Regions from separate parts of the Homo sapiens genome. Here regions 2 and 3 are each linked to region 1. The links are chromatin contacts, found by Hi-C or POLR2A ChIA-PET in ENCODE. All regions are on one chromosome and are shown on one strand. The core of a region is the stretch at or near the end of the contact, and the rest is flanking DNA. Distances in the headings are between cores, read along the strand shown.

Region 1 (4,238 bases), core at 195-2,694:
CTGTCCAGCATGAACTTAAAGTATCTATTATCACTTCACTCTGTGGCTCAGGTTCATCCTATTTCAATCCTCAAGGCATATGCCATAGTCTAATAGTCCATTACAAGCTATCAGATAGCCAGCTCCAACTTGCAATTCGGTGTTATGACACTAGCTAGAGAAGTGCCATGGAAAGCATGTTTGTGAGCATGCCCAGTCCCTTGGCAGCCATCAACCCAGGGTCTGAGGGCCATGACTGTGATGTAATGGAAGGCCTGAGATCTTCCCACCAACCCTTCATGGTTGCTGGTCTGTGATCCATCTGAGCCAGCCTGGATTCCCGCAGTTTGAGTCTGTGTGTGTGTCCAGGGATTTAAAGGAAAACATGTGGAGACCAAATTAGTGTGGCACCTGATGAGAAAATCTTATAGAATTGGAAAAATGTCAAGAAGGCAACATTGTATGATGGAAATCAAACTACATTGGAATTGAGGATCCTGGTTTTGCCACTATGTGACCTTGAACCAGCTATTTAGTAATGTAACATTGATAAAGCACTGTATTACATTTGATCATTTCCTTCCCAAATATGACATGTGATCATCAGAACCACATTTGGAAGCAGGTAGGGCAGGTGGCGTTATTTCCATTCTGCAAGTATGGAAACTGGAGCTCTAGAGGTTAATGACTTGCTCAAGGTCACAAAGCATGTGAGTGGTAGAATTTGACCTCAAACTCAGAACTTCTGCCAGACACGGTGGCTCATAAGCATGAGCCTGTAATCCCAACACTTTGAGAGGCCAAGGCAGGAAGATCACTTGAGGCCAGGAGTTCTGACACCAGCCTGGGCAACATAGTGAGACCCCATCCCTGCAAAAAATAAAATTAGCCCAGTGTGGTGGTGGGTACCTGTAGTCCTAGCTGCCTAGGAGGCAGAGGCGAGAAGATCGCTTGAGCTCAGAAATTCGAGGCTGCAGTGAACTACTATTGTGCCACTGCCCTCTAGCCTGACTGACAGAATGAGACTCTGTCCCAGAAAGTAAACAAAAAAACCCAGAACTTCTAACTTCAAATCTCATGATCTGTCCACCATAGCAAGCAGCCCTCACAATTCTCAACCTCTATAGAACTCACTCTCCTCATTTGCAAAAATGAGACATTTGGCCCAGAAAATTACAGGCCATTCCAGCTTAAAATTCTGTGTCTGATGAATCACTGGCTGGAAGGGACTTTAAGAAATCACTTAGTCATATTCCTTGCTTCCAGAAGGACTCTATCTAAACTATTTTGAAAAGAAAATATCAGCCCTTTTCTTACAGTCCCAGTGCAGAAAAGGGCCCCAGAGAGTGTCCAAGTGCATTTGGGAGTGAGAAAGAAACGAGGAGCTACAGAGCCAGTGCTCAGCAGGGTGATCCATTTCTTGGGCTCAGAAGCAGTGAGTCTTGCCTCCCTGGATGTGAATGTTCAGCCCTGAGATCAATATCTGAAGTAGGAGAGGAGAGTCACAAGCATGCTTTGCTGGTTAGAAAGGAAGTCTGTAAGAGAGATCAGAAAACTGGTAACTCTGTGAAGAGGAAAAGAAGAGCTAAGTGACTCAGTAATGATCTTAAAGTTTATTAAGGACTCCTGGAGAGTGCGATGACTACAAATCAGTGGTAATGTTTCTACTTAAAGATAGAAACGGCAGAATCCTGCTCATTCAGCAGGTGTGACAAGCAGAAAGCTATGCTAATCTAGCCTTACTTTGCTTGTATCGGAGGGGTTGGTGGCAGAATGGGAGTGAAAGGGGCTTCTCCCTGAAGACGGTGCCTAGGAGCCCCACTCCAGTCTTCCCTTCTCTCTCAGCACAGTTCTCAGCCGGCTGGTGTACCAGTTAGTGTCTAGTAACCTTTCTAGGACAAGGGACTACCAGTAGACAACTACCAGCAAGCACAGCAAGTTGCAAGTTCAGTCTCACATTGCTCAGCTAACCCGGTTATAATTTTAAAAACTGATTTGGCTCCATGTTCTTCCTATGTCACTCCCATGAAATAGATGTTACTTTTTATTTAAAAAAAAAAAAAAGTAGTGACTGAGATCAGAAGACAAGTAATTATCACAACTCTACAACTTACAGAGCTTAGACAAGGCATTTCCTACTCTGGGTCTTGATTTCTCATCTGTGAAATGGGCTAACAATAGCCACTTCAAAGTTAAATATTTCTGAGGATTAGCCAGGCGCAGTGGCTCACACCTGTAATCCTAGCACTTTGGGAGGCTAAGGCAGGTGGATCACTTGAGGTCAGGAGTTTGAGACCAGCCTGGCCAGCATGGCGAAACCCCATCTGTACTAAAAATACAAAAATTAGTTGGGCATGGTGGTGAGTACCGGTAATCCCAGCTACCCGGTTGGCTGAGACAGGAGAATTGCTTGAAACTGGGAGGCAGAGGTTGCAGTGAGCCAAGATTATGCCTCTGCACTCCAGCCTGAGCAACAGAGGGAGAATACATCTCAAAAAAAAAAAAAAAAAAAAAAAAATTCTGAGGATCAAATGGGGAAACATAGATGAGCATGCTGTGTAACAGTTTACATCATTATTAAAAGGAGTCCAATTTCAGGCTTTTCTGTAAACCACAAGGTCACAGATGTTTCTTTTTATTCTGCCTTAATTCCATTCCCAAGCCAAAATCAGAATCACAGCAGTTTATCCTCACTTACTATGTGTCAAGCACATAACCACCTTTAATCCTCACAAAAATATTATGAAGTAGATATATTACCCCTATTTTATTATCTGGAAACTATATTCTCACAAAGATAAGCATCTTGCCCAAGATCACATGGCTACTAAGTAACAGAGACAAAGCGGAAACCAAGGCTGTCTCAAGGCAAAGCTGTGCTCTCAGACCTTCAGGGCTCTGAAGAACTGGGGCCCTGTCCTACCTGAGTACAGCCCCAGTCCTCTTGGTTTCAAGTTGCAGTTGATCTCCTGGCAGGCCTTCCAGGGGGTCTCCTCAGCTGTTCTGAGTCTAGATCAGGTCCTTTGCTTAGTCCCTTAGCTAAAGCTTCATCTTAATCCATAGTTTAGTCCATTCTGGCGGCTATAACGAAGTACCATAAACTGGATACATTATAAACAACAGAGGTTTATTGCTCACAGTTCTGAAGGCTGAAAAGTCCAAGGTGAAGGTGCCGGTAGATTCAGTGTTTGGTGAGGGCCCACTTTCTGGTTCATAGATGGTGCCTTCTTGCTGTGATCTCACGTATTGGAAGAACTAACTAGCTCCCTTGGGCCTATTTTATAGGGGCACTAACCCTATTCATGAGGCTCTACCCTCATAACCTAATCACCTCCCAGAAGGCCCCACTTCCTAAATACCATATGAATTTGGGAGGGGGGGCGGGCCATAAACATCCAGACCATAGCAATCAGCTTACCCCGATTCACACTCCACCGTCTCCTCTCTTTTTCCTGTCCTTATTCCTAGGTGGCTTGCTGACCCCTCTCATGTTCCTCTCCCACTCCACACATTCCTCTTTGGAACATCCTACATTCTCTTCCCCACCTTTCTCTCAGAAGCAGATACTTCCCCATAAGGATCTTGTACCTCTCCCCAGTTTTCCCAGCCCATGACATTAGCCCATCAAGCCTAGATCAAATGCCAATTTCCCCAGCATGTTTACTGTGTTTCCTTTCACTGGAAATAAATTTTAGCATGTTAAAGACAGCCTCTATATTACTTATGAATATCACAGAATGTGAATTTTCAAAACTGTGAAAACCACAGAAGTCATTGCTCAGTTGCCTTTATTTTATAGATGAGGAAACTGAGGCCCAGACAAGTTAATTTACTGCCCACAGTTATAACTGTAGGCTAGAGCTGGAGCTGATTCCAAATGCAGTCAGTATTGTTGTCAAAATAGTTTAAACTGGGCATGTTATTGTATCCGCATCCTCCAGTCTGGTGTGGCCCCTTGGTCAAAGTTTGGAAAGGAGTTTCGCCCTTGCCACAACAGTCTGATTGGACTCAGACCATGAATCATAAGAAATGTTTTCTTTTACTTAAACCTGTTCACTCCTCAATAGGCTACAAAGAACTATTGGCCATTCAACTTTTTTTTTTTTTTTTTGAGACGGAGTCTTGCTCTGTCACCCAGGCTGGAGTGCAGTGGTGTGATCTTGGCTCACTGCAAGCTCCACCTCCCAGGTTCACACCATTCTCCTGCCTCAGCCTCCTGAGTAGCTGGGACTACAGGCACCCACTACCACGCCCAGCTA
Region 2 (4,397 bases), core at 711-3,210, 180 kb after region 1:
GTTTGAGACTGATCCCAAGAAAACAATGAGAAAGGTTGAGTCTAAGCCTAAAATTTTGGCTGAATTTGGAAATTATCAGTGTGAAGGCTACACACCAAAAATATAAGAACCAACTGTCCTGAAAGTTTGGGAGTTAAGATTTGGGGAAATTATTTGAAATCATTTCAATCTACCAATTCCTGATTTTTTTGCACTAAGAATTGAAATTCTGAATCCCTTAATTTATGTATCAAATATATCTACCAGCAGTGCAGGGACAATGAGGGTGGAAATGCATTAACTAATAGATTATATGGACTGCCTTAAGCAACTGTATAATTTCTGTTAGGATGAAACCGAACCATGTTGGGAATTCTGATTTAAAATGAGGTCTGTACTTTATAGATGTGGAAAATAAGGTTCATAGGACGAAATTACTTCCTCAAAAGCGACATAACTGCGTTGCAGCAAAAACGGCAGGAGAGTGCAGGTCTCTAAGCCAAGTCTTGGACTAGGTTCTTGATTCCAACAGTTCTCCAGTGATGCTTCTGAAGACACTGGGCTGAAAGTGAACAGTGACCCTCTTTCCCGAATGTCTATAATTTTCTCAATTTAAAATTTTTCTCCTAAAAGACAATGGCTATTTTAATCTTTTCTGTTTGTTTGTTTGTTTTGAGACACAGTCTCGCTCTGTCACCCAGGCTGTAGTGCAGTGACGCGACCTCGGCTCACTGCAACCTCCACCTCCTGGGTTCAAGCAATTCTCCTGCCTCAGCCTCCCAAGTAGCTGGGATTACAGTTGTGTACCACCATGCCTTGCTAATTTTTGTATTTTTAGTAGAGACGGGGTTTCACCATGTTGGCCAGGCTGGTCTTGAACTCCTGACCTCAAATGATCCACCTGCCTCGGCCTCCCAAAGCGCTGGGATTATAGGCATGAGCCATTGTGCCCGGCGAATATTTTAATCTTTTAGTGACCTCTGCCATTTTTCTTTTCAAGAACAAGATGAATGAGCAAATGTAAACATTTTAAAATTAACTTGGAAGGGCTTTGACAGATTTCATTTCTCATGGACATATGCTTGTGACTGTTTCAATATTGCAGGCATACACTAGCATCATTTTCTTTTAGCAGAATTGCTTGGTGCTCCTGTAATAGAATGAAGTGTAATAGTGTGCAAACATTCACAACTTCCATGTGCTCTAAAACCTAAACAAGTTTGAACCCACAAGTCACTTTGTAAGGCACATCCAGGCTCGTTGAGATTCTAACTGGTGGAAATAGTTGAAAGTATATTTGTCACTTACACCTTGCCTATATCCAAGAAGGATTTGAGTCTTCCTCCAACAAGAATGCATCCAAGCCAGTCTAAAACTGTCCTCCATAAAATAGGGAAATACACTTTGGGAATTTCATAAGCTAAACACTATTTCCACATTGGTCACCATGGTGAACACAAATATGCAAAATCGACTGAATGGTAACAAGGCAGGGAGAGAACGTGCTTCCTATAGGATTTGATCTGCTGCTTATTCTGATCAAAGTGGAAACTATAAAGGTTGGTTGGAGCGGATAGCCCAATGCCTGCCCAGTAACAGGGCTGCAGGAATTAACACGGTGGACGAGGGAAGGTACAGACCATTTTCGGTGGCTAAATGAGAAATAATACTAAGCGATAGGATATCCTGTATGTTTAGATTACTTGCCTCTGAAAACGAGCTCCAATTCTTTTTCAGAACAAGTATTGGGAACAAACTGTGGATATTTAATCACTTAAGGGTACTTTCTTCTGGGAAAATCGCTCACTCTTAATTTTTCAGTTGAGTTAGACAAGGGCTAATTGCAAGAGGATTAAAACCTTGAAAACTGCTTTGTTCAGCTTATTGTTTCAGGTTTCCCTTTGGAGTGTGGATGATGTGTTTATTTGACATAATGAATACCACCATCCGCTTTGTTCCGGGAACCAAAAGGCTATGTGCTTGCCCAAGGAATTTCTCAGTTGTTTATATGTAAGGAAACACTGCTCTGTGTTATTGGATGGGACCATTACAGCTCTTTCTTAAATAGGGAATGCAGAGAGCCGTGCTTTCCTCACTCACATCTGAGCAGAGAAACCAGAAAATAGCCTTCAGCACTCCAAATGCCTGCTTGTTTTCAACACAAGAGAGCAAAGGGAACATTTATTGAAAATGTGTGTTCTTCGCTTAGGAACCCAGAGCTTTACTTTGTGTTATTGGCACATCTACTTAGACCTATGTTATATGTGTATGTGTGTATATATATATATATATATATATATTTTTTTTAAGTATTAGATTGGAGTGCTTGGCATGAATCATAGATTAGAGAACATTGACAACTAACCAGATAGTGAACTCTGCCTCTATCAGCCAAATCTAACTGCCAAAACACTGAGGAATAAAGTAACCACTAATTAAGCAGCCTGGAGTTTTGTTTTTGGGTTTTTTTTGGTGGTGGTTGTTTTTAATACATACCCTGCCATAGGATGAGGGCAATTGTGTGAAATACATGCTTTGCGGTGACTTCCAGTGATGCAACATAGCAGTCTTTTTAAACAGCTGAAAACTCTCTGGTCCTTTATGGTTTCCAAAAGGTACTCCTTAAATGGGCATAACTGATGGGGGATTGGCTAGTGAGCTACAGAGAAGGCTGAGTCAGAGTGACCTGTTGGAGCTAGCCCCGTGTGTGTGTGTGTGTGTGTGTGTGTGTGTGTGTGTGTGTGTGTGTGTGTGTGTGTAGAAAAGGGGGAGCCGTGGGCAAGGGGCGGGGGTGAAGGGAGGCTGCAAGCTTGGCAGAATGTTTGAACAAGACAAAGAGCAGTTCCAGCGACCAAATAAGGAAGTGAGTGCTGAAGTATTTCAGAATAGAAGTGTGTCAGGGACTCAAGGCAATTGCGGAGAGTAAAAATAGGCAAAGAAGAAAGGGCAAAGGATTTTTGTTTTACTTGTTCCACAAAATAAACAGGGAAAGAAGTATCTCTGGTCTTTCAGCTGGAGTGAGAAAAACAGATCGTATCTATCCCTTTCTGTTGGCTTTTTATAGACATGTGTCTGAAGAGATGTTTAGAAGCTCTTTCAGTGGCAATGGCAATAATAAGCATGCTTTTGTTAAAGACAGAAAAACGCAAGTTGTGCATTAGACGCACCATCACATTCCCTTTATGTGTAATGCATGAAACTTTTAGCCCAAGATGATGGAAGTTTCCAAGAACCAACAGAAATATCTGGAAACCCATTTTCAGACATGTCCTGAACACTGAATTATAACTGTATCCTTTGAGAAAAATCTTACCTCTTAACAAGCCAGTTAAATGTCCATTAGATACAGTGTCTAACTTAAATATGTTGATAGTTACTGAAAAAGATGTCAAAAGAGGCAAATTACGCAAAGAAACTGTCAGTACTTGTTTTAATCTTCTCAATACCATCTCCCCAACTCTCCAGAGTGGCCAATAATATGTCACTGATCCTATGGATAAATGCTGCTCTTATTTTGATACTTTTTTTGCAGTACGGGTGGAAGAGAACAAAGATTTGGAAGGAGAATTTCAGATACTCCTAAACATAATTTGAAACAACCTTTTTTTGTCCTACAAAACCAACATTGAGAAATTATTTCTATTAACCAAGAAATCAATTTACTTATGTCTGCAACTAGGAATAAATAGAAGACATTCATCCTGGGTAAGACTTTTGAAAGCCCTCAATAACTAAATTGTTGGCAACTCTAGGATTGGCAATTGAACAAATCTATCCTTCTGTTCTCATGCAAAATACAAAATTGGACAGCCCACACTTGAATCAGAAACTACCAGAACCTGCCCAGAAGAGTTTGGGTAGAGAGCTAAACTGGAGTGCAAAATAGGGAACACACAAAGATTGACCACGGCATGTAGATGATCTTACAATGTAGTGTATTCTGGCTCCAAAAATAACCTGCCCCCCACTTAAACTGAAATATAAACTCTATTGAATAAGCTACCTTGATCATGCTTCAAGAAAATGTTAGGCTTATGACAAAATGTTTATTATCACAAACAAAGAAAAAATTAAAATGAGACACAGTGTTATGCCCACGAATAGTCATTTTAATGACCAAGCTCCATCCTACCAATGCTTCACTAGTTGACTTTTTTTTTTTTAAGCAATTTAACAATAGATGTCAAGAGCAGGGAAAAAAGGCTGGGTGTGCTGGCTCACGCCTGTAATCCCAGCACTTTGGGAGGCTGAGGCAGGAGGATCACTTGAGCCCAGGAGTTGGAGACCAGGCTGGGCAATATAATGGGACTCCATCTCTACAAAAAAATATTTCGAAAAAGCCAGACGTGGCGGTGCACACCTGTAGTCTTATCTGCTTGAGAGGATGGCTTGGGCCCAGGAGGTCAAGACTGTGTGAG
Region 3 (4,382 bases), core at 351-2,850, 180 kb before region 1:
GACAGCTTCAACGCCCTATGATTTCATCTCTGACCTGACCAATCAGCATTCTTGGCTCACTGGCTTCCCCCTACCCACCAAGTTGTCCTTAAAAACTCTGATCTCCAAATGCTCAGGGGAGACTGAATTGAATAATAATAAAACTCTGGTCTCCCTCAAAAAAAAAAAAAAAGATTACAGATGAACTAAGACCAACTCCAAGGAAAGAGTTGCCTCCACTACCTTTATTTTATACCCATCCACTCACTATTGTTGAATATTCCATAGATTTTGTACCCCATCACTCTACCAAAACAGCTCTTAATAATAATTAGCCTTGGCTAGGTACCATGGCTTATGCCTATAATCCCAACACTTTGTGAGGCTGAGGCAGGAGGATTGTTTGAGCCCAGGCATTCAAGACCAGCCTTGGCAACATGACCAGACCTTGCCTCTACAAAAAATAAAATTAGCCAGGCATGGTGGCGTATAGTCCCATCTATTAGAGAGGCTGAGGTGGGAGGATCACTTGAGCCTGGGAGGTCGAGGCTGCAGTGAGCTATGGTCATGCCACAGCACTCCAGCCTGGGCAACAGAGCAAGATCTTGTCTCAAAACAATAATAATAATGACAACAATAATAATTGGCCTTGACTTTCATGCAATTAAATTAAAGTCACTGAATTTTCTTGTCAACATCCTCATATTATCTGCAGAATTTGACACTAATAAACCATTTCCTTCTTTTTGAAATATGATTCATATGAACTCTAAGATATCATATTCTCCCAGATTTTCTACCATCTATCTTCACCACTCTTTTTCAGTGTCTTTTTCTAATTCTTAAGCTTCTACCTGACCACTAAATTCTGGAATATCTCTGGACCCTGAACCTAGATGTCCTCTCATTTTACCTAGAAAAACACATAACTGGTATGGTATTCAGAACCACTCATGGGCTGATGTGTCCCAAATTTTTATTCCCAGTCTAAAGAATACTTAAACTGCCTTTTACATATTTCCTTTGGAAGTCTCATTGCCACCACCTCAAACTCACTATTTCCCAAACTCATTGTTTTCCTCTTCAGAATGTTCTTCTTTCGGTGGCAGCATCCATACAGTTGGCCTAGCCAGAAACCTGAAAGTCATCATTGACTCTTCCTTCTCCCTTCTGCCTCATATCCTGTTCCTTAACCCTGTCAGTTTCAAAGCCTAAAGAACTCTTGTATCTTTGACTTCTATTTGTTCCTATTGCCACCAACATCTTAGCCATGTTAGCATCATCACCATGTGATCACTGGGGTGGTTTCCTCACCTCTATATTTGGATGTCTACAATGCGCTCTATGCACTTCAGCCAAAGAACTCTTAAACAAAAATGTCAATTTCAGCTTGAAATCCTTCAATCACTTCTCATTATTCTTAGGATTTCCTAAGTCCTTAACAGAGCCAACAAGTACTATATTGATTTTTCTCCTACCCCCTCCTCAGCTTCATCAGCTTTTCTCCTCTCTGGTCACACTAAACATATCTGAGCTCCTTGTGGCATTCGCAAGTGCTATGTCCTCTCTTGAAAACCTTTTGCTCTTCCCTTCCCCCACTAACTACTACTCATCCTTCAGACCATGAGTCATTTCACTTGTCTTCACTCTTCAGAGAGGTCAACCTTTCCAGACTGGGTTGTATCTCTTAATCATTCATTTCCAAAGCTTCATTAGTCCCTCCTTCATATCCATCAGCACCTTTGTAATCATTTTACTGCTTATTCAATAATGCAAATTGAAGTTCCATGGAAGAAGAAGAGATATGAGTTTGTATTTTTCTCCACTCCTTCCTTGGTGCTTATCACAGTGAATATGCACTGAATAAACATGTGTGGACCAGCTGCCTGACAGACTGGTTTTAAAATGTCTATGATAACAATTTGACAGTATCTATCAAGATCCTCAAATTTTCCATACCTTTTTGGCTTATCATCTCTTTTCCCATTTCAGAAAATCTATTCAAGGTAATTCATTACAAATTATCCCTCAAGGCCAGTAGCATTTATGATACAAAAGCTTCAAATGATCCTAATGTCCCTTTATAGAGGTATGATTAAGTAAACTACAATACAATCACTCAAACGTATTTAGTAGCCATAAAAATTATGCTAACCAGCTTGAGTGAATGGGTACCCCATTCTCCATGATGTGATTATTAGGCATTGCATGCCTGTATCAAAACATCTAATGCACTCAATAAATATGTACAACTACTATGTACTCACAAAAATTAAAAATTTTAAAAATTATGCTAACCAAAAGTGAAAATGCTTTTACAATAAAATAATATGTAGCATATATCGTATGATTGCAACCATAACAAAAACTAGGCCCTAAAATAAAAAATGAAAGAAATTAAACCAAAATATTAACCGTTAACAGTATTAATTTGAACAGTGGGTTAGGAGTACATATTATTATTTTTTCTTCAATTTTTAACTTTCCTTTAATACACTTTTATTAAAAACAGAAAAAATAAATTCATAAACACTTTTCCTGAGTTTCTCTACAAAGAGAATACAATGTCAATCAATTTTCTATGATTGATTATACAAAAACAAGATCTCATCAGAGATAAGAAGGAAAAAGAGGAGGCTCTCATGCTTCTATAAAACAGATATACTGTGGTTTTCCTCATTACACTACCAAAAATAAAAGTTGTTGAAAATAGGAACTTGATTTATCAGCTAATTAGATCTGGCATTATTCCAATATAACTCTAGTTTTAAAGGTGATCATGGTTTTCATCTCTCATGTTCAGACAAAAAATAAACAAAATATGTTTACCATTTTTAAGAAAGAATCACTGTTCCTAATCCAAGAGCATGTGATGACTCGAGAACAAGCTCTCTGAGAAAGGGGTAAGTGGAGTTGAAAAGCCACACAGAGGCAACGCAGTCTGCAGAAATCTTCCACCTCCTGCAGGGATAGGCAATTACTGTGCACCTGCGTACAATAAAGAAGATGAGAACAGTCACAATGTCACGCTGTGAAATGGCATTGAAATAGGCACTCCACGAAGATCATATCTTCAAAGTTTTACATCTACATTTGTGAGAAAGTCCCCTTCTGCATACACAAACTTGGCTGCACTGATACAGAAGTAGGTAAGAGGGAGGGAAAGCTCCAGGCTTAGTAGTTCACATAATGCATTTCTTATGATTTTCAGTGAAGCTGGACTTTAAATGAGTTGGCAGCAAAGGAAGTCCCTGACCCAGAGGTCTGAGGATTGACAGAGCCCCATGTAAAATGCTCTGTCATTTCAGAGAATGAAGAGTAATATCTACAAACCCATGGCAGGTTCAGGGTGAGAAATCCCGGATGGCAATCTATCTGTAAAACGTATTGAATGAGAAATCGGGGAAGGAAATGGTCAAGTTTCACCTCCTGTGGCAGAGACTTCAGAACTATTTTCGAATATATAAAAGGTTGTCATATGGAAGGTTAAAAAAACCTTAATCTGGGTATCTTCATAGAGCAAAATTAGGGATAACTGAAATTACAAGGAGATTGATTTGGGTTCAATATGTTCATTTTTTTAAATTAGAACCACCAAAAACATCGTGCATGGTCATTTGAAAATATTTTTCCAAAAACAATTAGGCAAATAGAGTAAAGGAGATTCAAATGAGACAGTGATCCCTAGCCATCTCTAAATCATGTGAGAAAGAAGCAAATTAAATTAATCAATATGAACTTTTGTGAGAAATCAGCTTTTATACCCAGAACCCTATGATGGGTGCTATTCACACTCCCACCCACGGCACATCTTCAGCATAACATAAAAGTGAATATATTAAGGTAATTATCATTTTTAAGCATGCTCTTAAAATTCTGACAATCATGCTGAAATAAAGTTTCTAAGTTCTTCATTTTTTACTGTTTATCTTCAAAATTTAAGTATTCAAATTCACAATTTTAGAGAAATCTACATAGCTAAGATCTACTGTACTACATACTAAATTAAAATATTGGAGTGCTCTGTCTCCTACATTAAAAAGACTATTGCACAGTAATTCAGGATCTGGGCTCTGAAAACCGTCTAACTCCAGTCAAGACACTGTATGAGTCAGTTCTCCTATATGTATAAAATTGGGATAGTAACAGTACACTTTCTCATAGGGTTTCTGGAAAAACGTGAAATATCTAGAATATCACCAATACACAGTAAGCCCTAAATGTTACCTATTATTAGCTAGTCTTCATAACATCCCAGCTCTGTAGGTTGAAAGCAGCTATTAGCACACATTAGACAATCAATATCCTTAGCTAAGGGAATTAATAAATGTGTTATCAGTCAAGAGAAAGTCAAAGATGGGAAATTCAAACTAAGGAAAGAATCAAGAAGGAAGAAGCATAAA

The links. A loop is a pair of places that touch in the nucleus more often than their neighbours do. ChIA-PET counts read pairs that join two places held with the same protein, here RNA polymerase II (POLR2A). Pooled maps may share reads with other maps.
Region 2: a loop to region 1 is called in a map of aorta, with 1.8 times the contacts of the local background. The contact joins two enhancer-like sites. A Hi-C loop is called at or near these places in 2 of 168 maps with a recorded cell type or tissue (IMR-90 and aorta) and 12 of 50 pooled maps. POLR2A ChIA-PET finds 5 or more read pairs at or near these places in 2 of 52 experiments (AG04450 and WTC11).
Region 3: a map with no recorded cell type shows a loop between it and region 1 (5-fold over the local background). The contact joins two enhancer-like sites. A Hi-C loop is called at or near these places in 1 of 37 single-sample maps with no recorded cell type. POLR2A ChIA-PET finds 5 or more read pairs at or near these places in 2 of 52 experiments (AG04449 and BJ).

What each region holds. Positions count from the first base shown.
Region 1 is chr4:168,635,472-168,639,709 of GRCh38, forward strand. The region is part of intron 2 of PALLD (palladin, cytoskeletal associated protein); the gene reads left to right. Among named protein-coding and RNA genes, the nearest start is that of PALLD-AS1, 11 kb to the right of the region's middle. Within about 2 kb of position 1,445, at least 8 of the 41 ENCODE cell types and tissues checked have a DNase peak (open chromatin) inside an H3K27ac peak, as active enhancers do; they include IMR-90, where a contact is called at or near this core.
Region 2 is chr4:168,814,136-168,818,532 of GRCh38, forward strand. The region is part of intron 10 of PALLD (palladin, cytoskeletal associated protein); the gene reads left to right. Among named protein-coding and RNA genes, the nearest start is that of PALLD-AS1, 170 kb to the left of the region's middle. RefSeq lists enhancers at 1,735-2,369, 2,370-3,005. Within about 2 kb of position 1,961, at least 16 of the 41 ENCODE cell types and tissues checked have a DNase peak (open chromatin) inside an H3K27ac peak, as active enhancers do; they include IMR-90, where a contact is called at or near this core.
Region 3 is chr4:168,450,316-168,454,697 of GRCh38, forward strand. DDX60L (DExD/H-box 60 like) reads right to left here. Exons shown (of 38, transcript NM_001012967.3): 8 at 2,809-2,967. Among named protein-coding and RNA genes, the nearest start is that of DDX60L, 28 kb to the right of the region's middle. Within about 2 kb of position 1,601, at least 4 of the 41 ENCODE cell types and tissues checked have a DNase peak (open chromatin) inside an H3K27ac peak, as active enhancers do.